Regions from separate parts of the Mus musculus genome. Here all the other regions are linked to region 1. A link is a loop called in an ENCODE intact Hi-C map of the cell type or tissue named here. Cell type or tissue: left cerebral cortex. All regions are shown on one strand. Region 1 overlaps Gm40247 (a long non-coding RNA gene). Region 2 has its middle 3.3 kb from the start of Gm32696. Region 3 overlaps Gm46869 (a long non-coding RNA gene). Region 4 has its middle 23 kb from the start of Gm40249.

Region 1 (5,000 bases):
CTGGTACTGATATTTTATTGATTATATAACAGTCTGCGGATGATACAGACGGGGCATCAAAAAAGTGTTTTCCCTCCCTTCTGCTGCTTCCTTCCAGATCTTCCCATGGAGCCCAGACCACCCTGTGTGGGCAGCTAGCATCTTCTTGGGCCGTGCGACAGCCCAGCAAGTGTCTCTCTGCTCAGAACTAAGTTTGACACATGCCAGGCACAGCCCCTACCCTCCTCTCCCTCCTCCCCCTCACTCCCTGCTCACTCAAGTGGAATCCTGCCCTGGTAATTATCCTCCTACTCTGAGGGCCACAGGATTGGAAGAAAGAGACACACAGCTCGGTCACCATTTTCATCCAAAAATGGAACTGCCATGGCTCCTGTTGGCTTCTCAGTTTGCAGCCCACGAGCGGATGCTCCAGGCATGGGAGGCCAGGATGGTGACAGATAGGAAACTACCATCAAGTTTTCAAGCCACAAAAGCCAGGGTCAGCCCCAAGATGCTGCGACTGCAATCACCTGCAGATGGTTCCTTCACCTGGCCCCATGCTGAGGATGTGCTCTGCCTATGTCTCTCATCTCTGGAGTAGGGGAGGGACACCCACAGCCCAGTGTTTTGCGGTAGAAAGGGAAGGAGAGGCCAGGTGAGTGGAGGTGGGAGGTGTGTGAGTTGGAAGGCAGCCTGGGCTGCATAGAGAGACTCTGCCTCAAAAACAAACAACAAGAAGTACAGCAAGCCCGGCTTGCCAAGCAGTACAATTACCAGTGCAGGATTCCACTTGAGCGAGCAGAGAGTGCGGGGGAGGAGGGCAGGGGCATGTAACAAGTGCTCTGGTGAGCACCCACAAAAGACAGCTCTGAGAGAAAACAGCTGCCTGCATCAGAAAAGCAGGTATGGGCCAGGAGCCAGAGGAGCAGCAGCAAGGAGGCAAGGGGTGGTGCCTGTCCCAAGGACTCTAGACGGAGTTGGTCAGAAAGTGGGGAAAGGGCTCAGCATTGAGCACTGCCTCCAGCCTCTAGCAGCCCCCATGGTCCTTTGCAGATGCCCCCCCCCCCTTTTTTAGAATTAGCTCATGTCTCCTCTTTGGTAGACACTCATTTGCTTCATCCTATAAATGAGGAAACTGAATCATGAAAGTGTCCCCCCCTTAAGTTGGGAGGTCCTGGCTTGTTCACCCAGGTCTCTGTCCAGCCACATATAGGCTGGGGAAAGAGTGCAGGATTCTGGCCTTGAGGGAAGCTGGAAGGAATTGAAGCCAAATGCCATGCCTAGGGCAGAAGGTTCAGCCTATGCCCTTCGCACCTTTATTCCCCTTTTCTACTGGTATGTGTGATGCTGGAGTCCAGCCTGCACCCTCAGCCTGAGCCCCAGATAGAACACTTCTATGATATATGCCCAGTGGATGGGAGATTCAAGGCTGACAATAGAGCCACACAGAGACAGTATCATCCAGGAGGCAGGGGTCACCTGGAGACAACCTACACCACCGCCTTTCTCTCAGCAGCACCCTAGGCTTTCATCCAGTCTGCCCTCCCCTACCTATGCTCCCAGCAGGTCATTTCACTCCCTGGGCGCTGTGCTGGCTCCCATGGTCTTAAAGGTCATGCCCATTGTACAGATGGGTACACTAAAGTCTAGCTGTCATGTACCTGGTCTCCCTCTCTCGCTGCACTCCTTCATACAGTCATCTCAATTCCCCACTGTGTACATGCAGAGTGTGAGTGAAGAGGTTTGACCCCTCCAGGTCTCAAGGACACTTGGTTGAATATGATGATGAAACCAGGAATAAGTCCCATTCCTCTTTCTTACTTCAGGCCAGGGAGGACACATAGAGACCAGAGCTGCACAAGAAGTCAGGGTTCACAGTGGGGGTGGAAGCTGGGTTCATGCCTTAAGTTTCAGCCCAGGGGCTGTGCTTCTCGTGGAAGGCCAGCCCTGGCTGTTCTGAGATGGATCTGGGTGGTACCCAGGACTCATCCCCTGACTAAGGCAAACCTACACAAAACAGACTGCAATCCTCGAGGTACGGGAAGTCTCACTCCCCCAGGGCTGCTGTTCTGCAGGAAGCCAGCCCTGACTCGGAAGCCCGCTCTCAACGGCACGAGCGATAGCAGTACTCCTTCTAAAGCGTCTTAAAAATAAGATCATGTATGTATAACTACACATATATATTTAGAGAGGGACTATGACAGATGGATGGGTACTCGGCAGAGTATTTTTAATCCTGGAGTCAGGATTATGTAAGGATGGGGAGAGAAACTTGAAGGCAGGTGGTAAGTCATGTGGGTAGGCTGGGAAACAAGTCACACCTCCCTCCAGCTCCACCAGCATCTGCAGGTGCCAAGATTGCTAGGACCACAGCGACGAGGCAAGAGAGGGACCCTGCCCTCCTCCCTGCTCAGGATAGGGAGAAGAGCCTCCTGTAGGTGGACTGGCTTCCTGCAGGCAGTAGTGCGGGGTTGGCAGGCCTAAGAGGGGGAAGGGAGGCCCAGGCAGGGGCCAGGCATTGCCTAGTCACAAAATCTGAGTCCTGGAAACACTCATCAATTTCCAGGAAATTGGAAAAGGCCTTGGAGATATTTTCAAGTGAGTACTTGGCTCTGAGATGCAAATTCTCTGGCATCTTCCCCATCCTGTACTTTGTTGAAGGAGTGGGGGGTGGGGAGAATCCTGAAGGAGCTGTCCAGAAGGCACATGCAGAAGGGCCACCTGGGGGGCCAGCAGCGGAGAGCTTCTCTGGGGTCACGAAGCCCCTTGCTAAAGCCAACAGGCATGTGTGAAAGCAAGATGCTTTGGGGTGATATGCCAGGAAACGTATCTTGCCTAGGAAGGAAGGGGGGGGGGGGGCTAAAGACGGGTGAAGAGAGAGGCTGGGTGTGTTTGTCCCTGGAGTCCTAGAAGAATGCTATCTGTCTGGGAGGTTTGCAGAGTCAGGCCTGAGGCAGGAAACAGGAGCCAATGGCAAAGCAAAGTCACGGTCCTTTGGAATGCTTCCCCTTGGATGGTTTTGGATCAAGGGGCTCAAAGCTGCCATTAGTAGACACCCACACCTCTTCCTGTGCAGAAGAACTCCCGTATATGTCCTCTGCCTCCCATGGCTCGTGCGGCCCTTGGCTGAGTTTTGATGGCTGCACGTCATGCCTTTCATGGGTGACCATAATCCACTCATCACCCTGTGTGAAGAAGGCAGAGTGTAGCTGGGTTTGCTATTTTATGGGTTCTTCTTTCCACCTTTTATCCTCCCTGCTTCACCCCATTACTAGACTGGAGAGAAAGGATAGAGGGGAGAGAGATATCTCCAAATACAATTTCTTCCTTCTTGTTTCTTCTTTGAGTACAACCACTAACAAACTACAACCAACCCCTCCCTCCCTCCCTCCCTCCCTCCCTCCCTCCCTCCCTGAACAACCAACAACCAACCACCTACTCTGCCTCTTGGGGCCTCTAGCATTTATATACCCTCTGAAAAGTTACCAGAATTCCAAATGTCACAAAATCACAGAAACTATCTACAGCTGGCAAAGCCACACCTTTGCCAGAGCATGAGGCAAATCACAGCTGCTGAGGACAACCCGAAGCAGCCCTGTATCCCCACACCTGGGATTAAAATGAAAACATATTCATATAATATTTCTGTGTTATTTAAAGAAACTGAAATTCTAGAATTCTCACCACAGCAGAGACTTAAGGTCGGTGGCTAAACTGGCCTTTGAATCCTGCCTGTGTGACTCCAAACCACAGTCTCTGATTTGATTGTATAGATGCTCAAATCCCATAGGCTAAGCCCTTCCCAGAGCTTGGACACTTTATAGGCTACTTGACTAAAACCAGACTATCTAGGGGTAGCTTCATTTCTCTCCAACTCAACCACAAGGAGGGCAAGAAAGTAGGCTCCACCCTTCCACCTGGCTAGGAGTGGGTCAGTAGCAGCTGCTGTCCTGGGTTGTTTCTTACTGCCCTTAATCATTGGATGGGAAGTGGAAAGCATCCAAGCAACTCAGAGGTGATTTCTCCTACCCAGGAGGCAATATTGTTCACTTCCAAGCTTTGTAGTTCTCATTGAAAAGGCGTAAAGGAAGATTCAACATGACACAGTGTATTGGACAAGGTCTGGGGGTAGCCTGGCCTCTGTGATGACCTTCAGCCCCAGCTCATATTGCAGAAAGAGAAGAGAGATGGAGATTATGGAAGACAGGGCTGGGACAGACAGAGCTCACAAGGAAGGGTAATAGATGTGACAGGGAGAAAGAGACAGTAGACAGAGAGGGAGCCAGGAAGAGATAGTAAGTAGCCATGAGAGACATAGAGGTGCAGAAATATGGATAGTTGAAAGAATAGTAGAGAAGAGACCCTAGGGACAGCCCAGCCAGCCGAGTAGACATGGAGAACTTGGGAGTGAGTGGACAGCCCCTTAACTCCTAAAGTTTCCTGTCTGATAGAGCAAAGGGCAGGAGAGGCGAGAAGTCTTCAGACATGGCAATCTTGATAGCAGTGCAGCCATACAACGAGGCGAAGTAATTAAACAAAATTCTTATCACCAATGACCTGGGAGAAGCTGAAAGTATCCTAGAATCATCAGTTACCCCGGGAGGAAGGATGGGAGGTAGGGGAGAAAGAGAGAGAACATCAAAGAAAGGACATGACACAAGAGAAGCTAGGTCACACCAAGGCCACCAGAGAGGTGCTGATGTCATGTCAGGGAGCTCAAGAAACAGAAGCAGGATGGGAAAGGAGACCCAGAGCGAGGAGGAGAGACCACAAGGTCAGGGAGGCCAGAGACCAGATGGGACCAGCAACATCTGCAGAGGCAGGGAAGGCACGAAGACATCCAGGAACAGAGACAGTAAGCTAAGTCTGACAGTCCCACCATATGGAATTAGACTCTTGACGCCTCCCCTAACTCTGTCAGCCTCGACCTCCTCAATTACCAAGGGTTAATGTTATGATCATCCCTGATGGGCCCCAAGATCTGAAAGATATTTGTCTACCAAACAATCTGCATTTCATAA
Region 2 (5,000 bases), 80 kb after region 1:
TAGGCCAGGCCTCACAACCCACCCACCTTTAGAAGCAAGGTATCACTCTCTCAGGACAGGAGTTCTCCTGGGCTTAGAAGCACAGCCTATACACACAAAGGTCAAGAGAAGGAATGGAGGAAGAGGAAGGGGGCCCAGGCACGGATGCTCTAGGATGGAAATAGTGTGCTCGCATGCTCAGGAAAGAAACCCTTGGAACACAAGGAGACTGAGGTTCTGATTAGGGCATGTTGGAAGGTAAGCCCAGCTCCTAAAAGGAGGTGCACACCCACTAAGGCAGCTAAGCAGGAGAACTCTGCTGGGCCTTGTGTGGGACTCAAACGTCACTTGATCCAACACTCACATTCTGAGATCTGCCGGAATAAGGCAATGGGCCAAGCTCAACATCCAAAGACAAGTAGTCCACCTCCCTGCCTGCCTTCCCCTGACCTTCATCGTAGGGAGCCAGGAGCGGCCTGATGAGTTACCTCCACAGTCATCAGGCTCAGCATCAGAGAGGGGAGGGAGTTCTGACTTAGATCTATTTGGTGGCAAAACCCATGGCTTGAGGCTGCACTCCACACTACTTAGTGGCCATATGCATCTCATGTGGAGGTGGAAAAGGATGTCAATGACTAACTGGTCTCTTTCTAGAGCTCTCTTAACACTTCCATCCCAAACACTTCCTCAGTCATCCCTGTGACCTGACCTTGGGGCTTAGGTGAGAAAAACAGAAAAACCTGACATTACCGCTTGCAGCTAATGTCCTTCGGTAAAGATAATTTTAGTGTCTTGAGATCGTAATACTCTTGGGAATGGCTTCTTTCCTCAGCGCTTCTGAGTACACACATCTACGTAGGATTGATTGATTCTTACAATTGTGCTATTAAAACCTAACTAGGCCGGTGTGAGTCACACATTCAAAAGGAGAGATGGCTCCAGCATGTGAGTGTGTTCACTTTTTTTTTTCAAGCTTCCTTTTGTGCTCAACTCGAGAGAAATATTCAAAATTCAAGTAATGAGGTATTCCTGGTGAGTCTCCCTCCCTGATGCCCAGGGTAAAAATAACATAAAATGCCAGCCCTTTCTCTGCTTCCAGTGTATGAGCAGGCTTGTTCTTCCCGTATGCTTACCTCTAGAATTTGAATACGGGTAAAATTTAGAGAAATTACCTCAATTCCTCGGTACATTTGCAGATCGATTAAGACAGAGCCCAGCTTTTTAAGTCGTCCCCAGTTTGTGGGAACTGCAGCCCACAGCTGCCTGGCAAACAATGGCCAGCTGTCACTTTTAGAAGTAGGCTTGGCAGTGCTAGCTCACCTCAGCAGCTAGTGCCACCCGCTGGGCCCATCCTCCCAGGCAGCCTTACCAACCCTGCAGGGGCCAGGCCTCCTACGGGGCAGTAATGGTTCTGAAAAGCACTCACTGCCTTGGGAGCCAAGCAGATCTGCCTGGGCATCCCCGGTGCTGTCTCCTCCTGGTTAGGAGACACTGGGTGAATGGCCTCACCTTCTTTGCTTTGGTCCCAAGATGGAAATAGTAAGACAGAGTATGGCCCCTCCCTTCCTGCCTGGTACCCAGGGAGCTGCAGCCAGCAGGTATACCTTCTGTTATGTTTGTCCTTCAGAACCCTCCAAAACTGTCTGGGTCCCTCAAGAGGGGGGTTTGGAGAGCAGTTGCTCTGTCTGGCACCTCCTCTCCTTTCTGCCTTTGTCCCTATTTACTGCCCTGAGTAGCTGGCCTGCACGTGTAGCCTCAGAGCATCCCTGTCTCTGTTAGCTCTGTGGGATGTGACCGAGGGAGTCTCTCCAGCTGTGTGTCCCTCCATGGAAGGTTCTTCTCAGATGGTCCTCTGTTCATTATGGGCTGGGAACCCCACCCCCTTTCCTCATTTGAGTTGATAGCAGCTTAGCTATCACCAGTCCCAGTACACTACCTGCTGCAAGGTTCCTACCTGCACGTTGCTCATACCTTTATTAGCGAGGCTCATCTTATCCTACATGAGAATGCCCATCTGTTTTCTGCTAAGAGGTTATAGGACTTACCCATCCTTCCTTTCATCTAATTCCTCTGGGACTTACAGGATAGGGAAGGAGATCCCAGAAAGACCTGGGAGTTTTAAAAATGCCACCTCCTCCAAGAAACCCTCAAAGATTGCACTAACATCTCTTTTCTTTTATTCTTCTCCCCTCCCCCGGCCTCTCTTTCTCTCTCATATTGTGCACTATCTGTCCACACCCCCTCTGCCACACTGTAGTACCATTATAGCAGAGACAGAGTTACTGTATCTTTTTCCAACCCTGGCTCCTACACCTCCAGTTGCTCCATCTCTCCCACCCAAAGCATTCTAATTCCACCCCAAAATGCAGACATCCCACTACCTGGCCCGGCTCCAAGTCTGCAGCTACAGACTTGGGGGTGTGGAAAGTGTCCTCCTTGTTTTCCTAAATTCATCTCTGAAGGGTGACCAGGATAGCAGGGACAAATTCTGAACTGATTCGCAGCCCCAGGGATCTCCCTGGAGGAGACTTGAACTGGCCCTGTTCTCATTCCCTGACTAAAGCTCTGCCCTAGACAAGGAGACTCCAAGGCTGATAGCTTAGGGATCCATGACCTGACATCAAGATGAGTTCATGTGTCAGAACACAGCAGGAACTGATAGGATGGGGCCTACATACAAAGACAGGGACTAGTCAAACAGGCCAAGTTCCAGATCCTGGAAGGAGTATACTGGGAAGAGAGGTAAGGGCAGAGCTAGAAGAAGCGACCTGAAGGTTCTCAGGACCTCAGCCTCCTGCAAAAAGTTAATGGCTTTGAGTAGGCAGCTTTTGAGGATGCTGGTAGTGAGCCTTCTCGAATGCTAAAGGTGGACCTGCATGGATGAGGGGAAGACCTACTATTCCCTACTTCCCATCCCCCACTCAGGCAACCCAGTGACCTTGAAGGTGTCTCCAGGAGCTGGCAGAGGATGACAGAGAGACCCAGTCTGCTTCGCTTGCACAGAGCACAGGTGTGCCAGATTCCAAGGGAGCAGGCAGTGAAGTTATGTCGACTTCTCTTGGCTTCACAAAGGACCTGGCTGCTGAATAAGAGAAGAGTCAAGGGCCGGGGCTTGCCCTCAGATTCCCCTGGAGGGCCATGTGCAGCTCTTTCTCTTCTGGGGCTGTGGGTGCGTGGCTTAGCTCCTTTTACCAACCTCCCGTCTTGAGGTGCTAGGAGCTGGTCCCCGAGCCACAGGAAGAGCAGGCCCGCTCCACAGGGACTGCCCCAGCCAGGTGTGTAGGGCTGTGCTAAGCAGCCTGCCAGCCCGACAGATGGCAGAGCAGAATTGCCATCCATCACCACTGTAAGTGGCCAACTCTCTCCCAGTGTCCCAGACAAATGGCTCCTCTCCTGCCTCCTCCCATCCCCATCCATCCACCACTCCTGCCAGGCAGCCGGGTGGAGCTGGTTACTGAGCCAGCGAATCCTGTGTGCAGAGTGTGGGGGAAGGGAGAGCTGAGCACCACGTGGAGGTACATCTGTCATCAGAGAGCCAGTAGCTAGCACCATGGGGCTGTGGAGGGGAAGAGACATCGTATGAGGTACCAGTCCTACAGGACTCTGTGTGTGTGTGTGTGTGTGTGTGTGTGTGTATGCACCACACAGGGAGGGATGCAATTTGGCCTTTCATCTCTGGTCTGTCATGGCTCTAGTTCCTGGGAACTGCCACTCAAGGCTCCTGGGATAGTTTGAGATCTCCGCTGTGTCCCTTTATTCACACTATAAGGCACAGGACAGATTACAGCCTTATCAAGTGTCAGTCAAACAGCAGGTCACATGTCAGCCCTCTTGGCCCTGAGTCAGAACATCATCAGACCACAGGTCTGGTCATCCCATGAGACAAAGCTCAGACAAGTGTCAGGCAACTGAGAACCCACTGGATGTCAAGGAATTCAAGCCCAGTGAACTGACTGGATAACTAGAGACTGCACACTGGAACTCTGTCCCAGTGACAAGGGCAGTTTCAAGATCCCTGATGCTAAGTATGGCCTGTGGTACCTCAGCTCTCCTGCTTCCTAACCCCAGAGCTCCAGTGGTTGACTTAATTCTGTCAGAGTCTCCATTTGTCTCCTTCTCTAAAAAATGGAGCTAGCTACACCCACCCCTGCAGGACCTGCACTGTGCCAGGCCCTCCCAGAGACGAGGAGCCAATAAGGATCACAGATAAACCCCAAACATTGCAGGACAGCTTGGCCAGCAGACAGCTGGGAAGAGAGACCCGTCACCTCCCCCCCCCCACCCCATCTCCCAACCTCACTCCCACAGTCCCACACAGGAGCAGAGAGCAGAGCACAAGGAGCTTGTAGTGGTCTGAATGAAAATGGGTCCCATAGGCTCATAAGGATAGGAAGTGTGGCCTCTTAGGAGGAAGCATGTTCAGGTCTCAGAAGCTCAACCTAGACCCCAGTGGCTCACTCTTCCTTCCCGCTGCCTGAGGATCTAGATGTAGAACTCTCAGCCCCTCTCCAGCACCAACCATGCCTGCCTATGTGCCACCATGCTTCCTGCCATAATGAACTACATCTCTGATCTGTAAGCCAGCTCCCAATGAAATGTTTTCCTTTAAAAGAGTTGCTGTGGTCATGGTGTCTCTTCACAGCAATAGAAACCCTAACTAAGACAGGGATCAAATGTGTGATGGCTCCAAAATGGAAGAGATCGTGGATTTCAGTGACATCACTGCAACCCACCAGCACTACCACCACCATGCACTGCCATCTTTCCCTCCCTTCCTCCCTCATCTCCCTTCCCTTCCTTTACCCTTTCTCTAATTCTGGGGACCAAACTCAAGGCCTCATTCATTATATAGGAAAGTGCTCAACTACTGAGCTCAGCCTCCACCCCAAGATAGTTGCTTCATTACAATAAGCCTAATATCTTGTTCCTCCTTTCAAATGCCAGGGACCCAAGGACACAATGCAGAGGGACCTGAACTGGCCATTCTTGTGAGCATGAGCTGTCAAACACTTACATAGCCT
Region 3 (5,000 bases), 94 kb after region 1:
TGTTTGTCCCAGAGATGGAAAGGAACATCCTGTCACCTGCCAACACACCGAACCCTAGGAGAAGGAACTGTCCCAATTCTGCCCATTCTGCTGGTCTGACTACCTTCCAGTGTCCTCTGGTGACAGAGTCAAGGTCCCTCTCCAAATAGAGTGACCTAACTAGACTCTATACTCCCAGGGGCTTTTGTCATAGTGATAATGATAAATGTAACAAATACGTCAGTTTTCTGCAGAAGGTCCTAGAAGCTGGCCTTCCCTGCACCAGGCTGGGTGAATGGCATTCTCTTAAAGCAGAAATCACAGTTCAGGAGCCTGGTGCTCCCTGGACCACCTCCTCAGTTTCTTCATCAACGTTCAGTGCCAGCCCGAATGAAAGAGGTCGGGAAGAGTTCCCAGAGGATTCCTGTGTGTAAACCAGCTAAGGGCTTTGAGGGACCCTCATACCCTCCTTTGGGACTGATGGGAGGAGTCCCTTCCCAAAGTCCAGGCCCCAGGGCTAAAGGTCCCTTTTCCCCATATCTATGTCCAGAGCCCCATTCTGTCTGCATCTATGAAGAAGCACCCAGAACACCAGCAACCAGCACCGTATTCATCCAAAGAACAGAATCCTCTAGCCACAAAGAACCCAAAAGTCACTGCTAATCACATTTGCATAATACGATTCTTTTCCTCAGCAGATTTACCTTCCCAATTACGCCGTCTCCAGCCAATATTAAAGTGATTTTGCACTCCTCGGCTCTTGGTGTCGAGCCAGGCTGTTCCCTCAGTGGGTGGGGAGTGGGGTTAAATTGCACTGGAGACCCAGGTTTTACTACCAATTGGATGATTTCTGGTAAGAAATGAGTACAGGACCCACATCCCTGCTGGGGCAGTGGGATACGACCAGAAAGCCCATGGCTTTACCGCTTGCAAAGCCATAAGCATTGTCTTGATGGAGTTTCATCCCAGGCAAGGGAATTGAGGTTGCTCATTCTTGGCATTTAAGAATAGTTTAGAGGGCTTAGGCTAGACATGCTCCAGCTCTGAACATGTAAAGATGGCCTTCCAAAGCCTCCATGTTGAGTTATACAGCCCAAGCCACAGGTGTACACACCAATGCAGAGAATAGTGACAGCTGAGCCAGCTGCACATTGACATTGGCTTAGCTTCACGATTTAACTTCATCGATGGAACCTTCTCAGACACAGGTCACCAACAAGAGCTCGAGTAGTTTGCTGCCTGAGATCTGTTAACACTGTTATCAAGCTCTGTCGAAAGCCATGAGAGTGAGGTGGAGCCAGCCTGGTGGAGGGTGGGAAGTGTGTATGACCTTATCACTCTTCCCACCCAGACCAGCAGCTCAGCCTCCCGCAGATGGACAGCAGTTACTGGAGTCCATCCAAGCCCAGTGCACACATAGGTGGCTCAACTGACATCTGTCAAGCTAAGCCAGATCTTCCACATGCTTGGTGGCCACTCGGTAGCTACATGGCCTGTCACCCAACAAAAGCAGCTCCCACTGATATCCATATTTATGTCCTCAAATTCTTATTATGGGGCAGTCTCCATGGTGACAGTGTTTGCCCCAGAGATGGAAAGGAACATCCTGTCACCTTCAACACACCCAGCCCCAGGAGGAGGAACTGCACCAACTCTGACCATTCTGCTGGTCTGACCACCTTCTAGTGCCCCCCTCCAGGGATAGAGGTCCCTCTCCAAACACAGTGACCTCCCTAGCTTCTATACTCCCAGGTTGTTTTGTTTGGCCATAGTAATAATGATAAATGTAGCAAATATATCAGGGTCCTTCACAAGGGTCTGGGATGCAAATAGAATTCATTGCCTTATAAAGGTGACCCCAGAGAGTTCCCCTCACTCCCCACCGTGTGAGGACATGAGAAGATAGTTCAGTAAGAAGCTGGCCTTTCCTACAGAAGCTGCTGGCAACACAGTCAAGTCATCCTCTATATCAAGTCTTGTCACTGCAGAGCTGTGAGCAGTCCTGAACACCTCTCTCTCTCTCTCTCTCTCTCTGTGTGTGTGTGTGTGTGTGTGTGTGTGTGTGTGTGTGTGTCCCTGTCTGTCTCTGTGTGTGTCCCTGTCTCTGTCTGTCTATCTCTCTCTTTCTCTCTCTGTCTTTGTCCCTCTTTGTCTTTCTGTGTCTCTCTGTCTTTCTGTGTCTCCCTGTCTGTCTCTGTGTGTGTCCCTGTGTCTGCCTGTTTCTCTCTCTCTCTCTCTCTCTCTCTCTCTCTCTCTCTCTCTCTGTCTGTCTTTTTCTCTCTGTCTCTGTCTGTGTGGGTGTGGATACTTGTGTGTTTACACAGTTGCAAGACAAAGGTCAACATTGGGGGTCTTCCTCCATAACACTTTACCTTATTTTCTGAGACAGGCTCTCACTGAGCCTGGCACTCACCCACTGGCTACACTGGCAGTCAGTGAGCTCCTGTGTATCCACCAGTCTCTGCCCCTCCAGCCCTAGGGCTGCAGATGCATGCCACTGCATCTAGTTTCCACATGGGTGCTTGGGATGCAAATTTGGGTCTTCAGGCTTGTTCTACAGGCCATCTCTCCAGTGCACTCTCAGGTACTTTAACTGCCACCTCCACCATGGCCCCTGCTGCGACTGTGACCCTGTGAGTATTTCCCCCAAGGCTGTATGCCTGCCAGAGCCTGAGGAACACTTTGTCCCCTACACAGAAGCTCTGAGGGGCACCTGTCTTCTGCTGACTTCCCTCACCCTCTTGTGAGAAATGGGCTCCGTTCTCCTTGTCAGGCTCTCTGGGTCATTAAAGCCCTGCTGACATTTCTCTCTAGGCCTCAGATGGACTCGAAGAAAGAAGGAAGGAAATAGAATTGCATGTGCTTGCTCCTGTCCTCCTGTGACTGTCTCTTTTCTAGAACAAACGATGTCTCTGGCAGCTGTTTCTGTGCTCTCCCCTCCCACCAGCCCACTCAGTTTCTCATGCCCACGCCCTGCTACTATTTTCTGGACTATTTACTATGTCGAGCATCTTATTTATAGGAGCAGTCGCCCCAGAAATGTGAGGCCAGGCATTTAAAACGGCTTCTCCTAGGACAGTTTGTAAAATCTAGACTCAGCAGGGCTGTGGCTTCCGTCCTGTGCTTCTATGACTTTACAGGATGAAAGACAGGCCTGTGTGGAGACTGGGGGTTGGGGGGAATGGTGGGGAGGATGGATGGATGAGCATAGCCAGGACTCACCAGACATGCACTTCAACCCCACCTCTCTCCAGGGCAAGGCAGCAGTTTGAGCTCCTGTTCCTCCTCACTGGCTGTGTGATTCTCAATCATCATTCAACCTTCCTGAGCCTCAGTTTCTTCATCTTTAATCCAAGGTTCCTGCTTCACCTCACGGGATTCATTTTAACTTATAGACAGGGTCTCATGTATCCCAGGCTGGCCTCAGACTCATTATGTAAGCAGAGATAGCCCTGAACTCTTAATCCTCCTGCCTCCATCTCCTACCCAGTTATGTGCTGTTCTGGGGACCAGGGTTTCCTCTGTGCTAAGCAGGCACTCTACACTAGCCATATCCCCTAGCTCCTCAGGATTCTTGAGAGCATTGAGCAGATTTCACCAGTGAACACAGCAGCTAGCTAACCTTAAGGTGACTCATCAATAATTTGTTTTTGAGTTCCTTTTCCAAAAAAAAAAAAAAAAAAGACTTGCTGAGTCTGAGACTAACGTTGTTTCTCTGTCTATCTGTGTGGATGTTATCTATGACTGGGTCTTGCTCTGTAGCCCAGGCTACCCTTAAACTTCTGGTCCTCCTGCCTCAGGCTCCTGAGTGCTGGGGTTATAGGAATGTGCCACCCCACTTGACTTTATCTGGGATCCTCTCATTCCCACCCCCCACCCCCCGTGACTGTTTCTTTTCCAGTACAAAGTATATTTCGGGAGCTGATTTCCAGACATGCTCTCCTACCTTCTGAGCCCTGTCAGCTTTATTGCAATTTTGAGTTGTCTTAATGTTCTCAATAATCCTGTGAGGTGGCTGCCAGATCCACTTTACAGATGAAAAAAAAATCATGCTTTCATCTTTTCTGAGAACAGAAGAATCATATCGGTGGGAAGGAGTGGCCACAACAGACAAAAATCTTGCTGCACAAATAACATTAATCATATATCACATTAAGTTGCTGGTAATGTGATTTTCCTTCTACCTACTAAACAATTTTATGTAGTATGACCTATTCCTAATACTAATGATAACACTAGTATGTTTATATATTCTTTACTGAGTTAAAGAGCAGTCCTAAGAGTCTTGGGACTCAATAAATCCACACAGACACTCCACAGGTTAAGTACTGAGATAAATTCATTTTATTACAACTAGAAAAGCTTTGCCACAGAAAGGTTAGATAATTTGCCTAAGATCACACAGCAACTTGGGAATAACAATGGGATTTGAATACAGTGGTTCTAGATCCGGAGATCATGAAGTCAGCCACACAATTTGCTGCCTCTCCCATGAACAACTGAGAGATCTCCTAAGGAGGCTCCACAGTGTGTTTTATGACCAGAGAGGAGTCAAGACTGCCTATCATACACAATACTGAGCCCACCCCTTCTAGGTAGATTGACAGCACTCCCTACAGGAACACAGAGCAGGCAACCCTCCTGCTCTCTTTCCTGAACATTTCATTTTCCTGTCCTCTGTGGCATGACTCTCATAAAACTATTCATTTCTTAATTCTGATGGCAGAAAGGAATTTAATCAAGTTGCTTGAATATGACGGCAGCCTCCCGCTAAGCCAGCTGTCTCCCGAGGGTCGTTGGGGGAGACAACGCCCTGTTAATATTTAGCTCCAACAGCAAACATTATGGCTTTCAATTTAGAAGATTATGCTTCTGGTTAGTTATGTATCACAAGTGCGCGCGCGCACTCGCCGGGCGCCTCATCTCATCAGTGCGGGAGCATTTTGCCAGGGTGATAAAAAATGCCATTTTCTCCGCGAGCCCTTTCCACTCAGTGATCCTGAGAAGTAACATCGGGATCA
Region 4 (5,000 bases), 420 kb before region 1:
TGGGTGTCGATTGGGTGGAAGGGTATGGTCACTGAGTCCACATGTCCCTGGTTTCCAGGTGACACCCTCTAGACCTGGCTGGATTAGACATTTTGAAAAGGTGAGGGAACTGCTTCTATAGGGCCAATGGAGAGAACGGGTATGTAGCTGTGAGACTGACAGTGGGTACAAGCAATGGAGACTCGATTCAAGTTTGCAATCAAGGCAAACTGATTGTGCTGGCTCACGGTATGGGTTCGGGATGGCTCCCTCCTCCTTGGGTTGGCAGTTTTCCTTTCTTCTTGCAGATCTGCTCCTTCTAGGACCTCAGCCATGGCCTCAGAGCCAAGGTGGTTTCAGGGTGCTGTGCTCCCTGGTTCCTTGTCTTTCCCAAGTCAAGATGATCCTCAGGAAAGGACCTTTCATTGTCCTGGTTCCTCCAGTGGCCAAGGGTTCTGAGGCCTCAGGCAGCCATGACTGTGTCTCCTCCCAGTGTAGGAACAGCCAGGGACACAATGGACAGATACAATAACACACACACACACACACACACACACACACACACACACACCACATGTCTACACAGCCTATAGCAGAGTGGCCCTTTCCTTTTGGCACAAAGGGCTCACTTCTCAGGGCTCTCCCACACCAGTCTGCCTCCCTGGAGGACCATAGCTTCTCTCCTCATCTTAGACTCTTGCTTTCTGGCCTTTGCCCTGTGAAGACAGGCCTGACTGTGAAGCCGTTATGAAATAAGTCTGCTCTGTGGGTAGCAGACGAGAAGGGTCTGAGCTCCTTGGGAAGTTTCAATTAGAGACAGCAAATGAGAGATCACGGCAAGCATTTTGCTGGAGACACCGTAAAAAGTGATTCACTCTGTGTCTGACATTTCCCCAAAGCCTGAGAGCTAAGCAGAGGCTGCCTATACTGCAATAAATGTCACCCTTTGAGTGTTATTAGTGGTGACTTCTGACCTGTGGGGTCACTTGGTGAATCACAGACAGCAGGGGGATTATGGAGGTCTTAGGAACCTTGAGCAGTGTCCTGGAGTCCCATGAAGAACCCTGGGGTCCTCTAGAGGGGAAGGCAGTAGGGATGGGAACTGGTGCCACATTCCTTTGGGAGTAGGATCTGCCAAGGTCTGGTGGGGATGGAGACACATGTCCTTTGGGGGGGGGAGAGACAGGGGCAGCTTGTAAGGACAGAGAGAAGGTGGCTGATAGGTTGCCACGGTGCCCAAGGATGGAGTCCCAGACAGAAGGCTGAGCTGGATCAGACTTTTTGACCTCCTATAAGGGATTCAAGGAAGTTCTGTGAAGTGAGGTCCTGGAATTCCTGTACTAATGATATCCCCATGAGCAAATGGTTATATGGTGATGTTTCCTGTGGATGTCTGCATTCCTCTTCCGGCATCTTCTGTACATCCAGAGCGTCTGGTCTGCATTTGCATAAGGGACATCCCCTTATTGGAAAAACCACAGGCATCCCAGTCACTCCAGAGTGTGAGCTGCTAGTCTGTCATCTAGTCTCTGTTGCCCGAGTGTATGGCATTTCTCTCAAATCATGCAAGTCAAAAATAAGAGCATCACCTTCAACTTCCATGACCGTCCACATCTGATCAAGTCCCCAGGTCTTACCGTCCTTCAAATACTTCTGGTATAGGTCTTGTCCCATGCCAGAAAAACCAGACCATGCTTCCTCCCAGAAGGTGACAGGGGCTCTTCACACACCCACCTGTGATGGAGACAATGAGAGACACACCCACTGAGGGAAGGTGGCTGTCGCTGCACTCCTCTGGAGAGGGAAAGTGGGCATGGAACAGAACTGTTGACAGACTCCAGGCTGCTATATTGGGAAGATTTGACAACACACACAAGGAGAGAGTGAGGGCGCGTTGACGGCTGGTGAGAGGCGCGGGGGACGGCTGGGGACGTGTCGTTGCCACCCACGCAGGAGGAAGTTGGGAACATATTGCTTGGGACTGGTGCCAGCCTCCTGAAGAGCCATCCGCTTTCCTTCCCTCTCTCGTGTCTCTGGCACTTGCTGAGCAACTGAGGAAGGGACTGCCTGGTACAGCCAGACTAGCAGAGGACACAGGCTTTAAAGGTACCACTGAGAGGAGAGCCAGACTGTGTACATCGAAATCTTCCTACCAGTCAGGATGACTGAGCTCATCCCTTTTGGTCCCCTCCATCCCCTCCCATCCTGTCCCCTCCTGTCCTGTCCCATCCCGTCCCATGCATTCAATTCTATCCAAATCAATCCTTAAATAATATCCTCCCAGCTGGACAGTGGTGGCGCACGCCTTTAATCCCAGCACTTGGGAGGCAGAGGCAGGCAGATCTCTGAGTTCGAGGCCAGCCTGGTCTACAGAGTGAGTTCCAGGACAGCCAGGGCTACACAGAGAAACCCTGTCTCAAAACAAACAAACAAATAAATAAATAAAAATATAAATAAATAAAATTTTTTAAAAATTTAAAAAATTCCTCCCACATATTTATATCTTGATCTCACACGCCACTTATCTCATCCCCTTTCCTGTCTCCAGACCCACCCCCCCAACATCCTCTCTACATTCATCACCCCAGTATTTTTCTTCCAGTTCAGTTCATCACCTCACCTTGAAGGGACAGGAAACAAGAGTGAGTTTGTATATTTACCCTCTGATGCCTGGATTGGTGATTAATCACACGCTTCCCACCAAGCTGGTGTAGAACCAGCTGAGCAGCAGACACAGAAGCTGAGCAGATGGAGGTGAGGCTATCACCTGTGTTTCTGACAAGTCGTGAAGGCTGAGGCCTGGAAATGCAGCCTCTCTGGGCCCTAAGACCTTTCTCCTCTCTTACCTTCTGGGCAGAGGCAAGATGGGACAGCTGTGGGTCTCTCCCCTGGGACAGCTCAAGGCTTCAAACCATACTCTGGGACTTTCTCCCTAGTTTCCTCTCAGATGAATCACTCCTTTTGGAGTCAGCAGGGTTATTTTAATTCTGTACCTCGGGGAATAGGGTGCATTTCTGGTCCCGGTGTAGTTAGTAAGACCTGCTGTGAATTAACCTGGGAGTGATTGCTATGTGCGAGTCCACTTCCTTTGTCACGAGATCGGAAGAAATAGAGACCCTTGATTAGACATTCTCATCACTGATTAGGTCTTAGGAAGACGTAAGGAAAGGAGAAATAGCTTCCATTTAAGGTGCTTGATGTAAGAGCTCAGTTCACTGAATGAGAATTGAACCTGTCATCTTCAACTTCTCCAGGTACCCAGAGGCTCCTGTGACACTTGATTCACTTTAAGTATCTCCTAGAGTCCTCTTGACGTGGAGTCCCCGTTACCAGGGGAATCTGTTGTCTTCTGGAGGCAAGGGTTATGGGGGACCATGGCAGATCCTGACATCTATAGGAGGCCCTTGGTGGTCTCCTCCCCTACCTCCCGGGCTTATTGACCTCTTTGTCTCAATTCCCCAGCTCCTGTATGATCCCTCTGCCCACCACACTAGCTTTGCACACCCCCCCACCCCCATTCTGGCTGGGACCAGGCTGGGTTTACCCACTCACCCATTCGCTGGAAAATGGCTGTTTTGAGGGGTTGGCTGTCATGACCTTTGTGACCAGACAGCTTATAGTTCTCAGTGCCTCTCAAAGGATAAGGGGGTCTTAAATGCCCGAGGAAAAGCCCAGCTATTCCTGAGTTCTAGGGAGGACGTCAGGCGCTACTATTCAATGGGTTCATGTGTGTGTATATTGTATGCACGCCCGTGTGTGTGTGTGTGTGTGTGTGTGTGTGGTATAGTCTAAAGGCCCCAGAACAGATCTGTAGTAACATCTGGAAACTTCTGGCCATGAGGGGAGACTTCTGCATATAAGCTCAGATATCCACTCATGTGTCGTCACTGACCACTTGTAATCAGGAGCATGCTCCTTGGGCTTTCTCCGTGGCTCTGTACATTGGGTGCTGTGGTGATCAGTGAATGGTTGTCACTGTTATCACCAAGGACAGTTCCCACCAGTTATCACACTTCACTGACAAGCTAGAAGACAGGCTCCAACAAGGACAGGGCTACCAGCAGGAGATGCCGTAGAGAGTAAAGGCGAGAAACTCTGCCCACTAAGCCTCGATCCCAAGAATTTCAATAACTACTGATAGAAGGTATACCATAGTGAGAAAAAGACTCATGCAGAGAGTAGACATTCAAGGGGGGGGGGTGCTACCTAGAAGTAGGAGTTTGTGCTGGCTAGTTTTATGCCGACTTGACACAAGCTAGAGTCATTGGAGGGGAAGGAGCCTCAATAGAGAAAATGCCTCCACAAGACTAGGCTGCAGGCAAGCCTATAGAGGATTTTCTTTTTCTCCTCCTCTTCTTTCTCCTCTTCCTCCTCTTCCTCATCCTCTTCCTCCTCTCCTTTTTTCCTCTTCCTCCTCTTCTTTTTTTCTTTGAGACAGGGTTTCTCTGTGTAGCCCTGGCTGTTCTGGCACTCACTCTGTAGACCAGGCTGACCTCAAACTCACATAGATCCCCCTGCCTCTGCCTGTGTTGGGATCAAAGTGTGAGCACTAGCATTAAAGGATTAAAGGATTAAGGGCCAACTGGACAGAGAATTTTCTTAATTAGTGATTGATGGGGAGGGCCCAGCATATTGTGGGCGGGGCCACCCCTGGGCTGGTGGTTCTGGGTTCTATAAGAAAGCAGGCTGAGCAAGCCATGGGGAGCAAGCCAGTAAGCAGCAGCCCTCCATGGCTTCTTCAAAGTTCCTGCCTCCATGTTCCTGCCGTTTGACTTCCTGTCCTGACTTCATTGATGAGGAAATGCAAACCGAATAAACCCTTTCCTCCCCAGGTGGTGTTTGGTCATGGTGCTTTATCACAGCAGTAGTAACCCTAACTAAGACAGAGGTCTAGGGTACATGGTGGCACACTTGGGGAGCTGGGGGAATGGGTTTGCTGAACCTTAGGCAGTTTAGGCAAGAGAGTTGAAAAGCCCAACCTGGTCAACTGAGCCTCTGTGAACACAGGTAAAGGAAGTCTC

The links. Hi-C counts contacts between places; a loop is a spot of excess contacts. Peaks named below come from ENCODE experiments on the same cell type or tissue, not always from the same donor. Only the 100,000 strongest peaks of a DNase experiment are listed, where the experiment ranks them.
Region 2: it touches region 1 in a loop (6-fold over the local background); 4 of 42 quality-filtered maps call a loop at or near these places.
Region 3: a loop joins it to region 1, with 7 times the contacts of the local background. A loop is called at or near these places in 4 of 42 quality-filtered maps.
Region 4: it touches region 1 in a loop (10-fold over the local background); 2 of 42 quality-filtered maps call a loop at or near these places.

The regions. Positions count from the first base shown.
Region 1 is chr4:125,394,454-125,399,453 of GRCm38, reverse strand. It overlaps Gm40247 (a long non-coding RNA gene), which reads right to left. Exons shown (of 3, transcript XR_868138.1): 3 at 4,959-5,000. Among named protein-coding and RNA genes, the nearest start is that of Gm40247, 15 kb to the right of the region's middle. In left cerebral cortex, a CTCF peak has its summit at 2,393; DNase peaks (open chromatin) are centred at 638, 1,621, 2,148, 2,890 and 2 more places; H3K27ac peaks cover 2,401 bases.
Region 2 is chr4:125,314,425-125,319,424 of GRCm38, reverse strand. No RefSeq gene overlaps it. Among named protein-coding and RNA genes, the nearest start is that of Gm32696, 3.3 kb to the right of the region's middle. In left cerebral cortex, no CTCF peak of the experiment used is centred here; DNase peaks (open chromatin) are centred at 927, 1,269, 2,315, 3,425 and 1 more place; H3K27ac peaks cover 349 bases.
Region 3 is chr4:125,300,845-125,305,844 of GRCm38, reverse strand. It overlaps Gm46869 (a long non-coding RNA gene), which reads right to left. Exons shown (of 4, transcript XR_001784438.1): 4 at 4,301-5,000. Among named protein-coding and RNA genes, the nearest start is that of Gm32696, 10 kb to the left of the region's middle. In left cerebral cortex, no CTCF peak of the experiment used is centred here; a DNase peak (open chromatin) is centred at 2,948.
Region 4 is chr4:125,811,407-125,816,406 of GRCm38, reverse strand. No RefSeq gene overlaps it. Among named protein-coding and RNA genes, the nearest start is that of Gm40249, 23 kb to the left of the region's middle. In left cerebral cortex, no CTCF peak of the experiment used is centred here; a DNase peak (open chromatin) is centred at 1,906.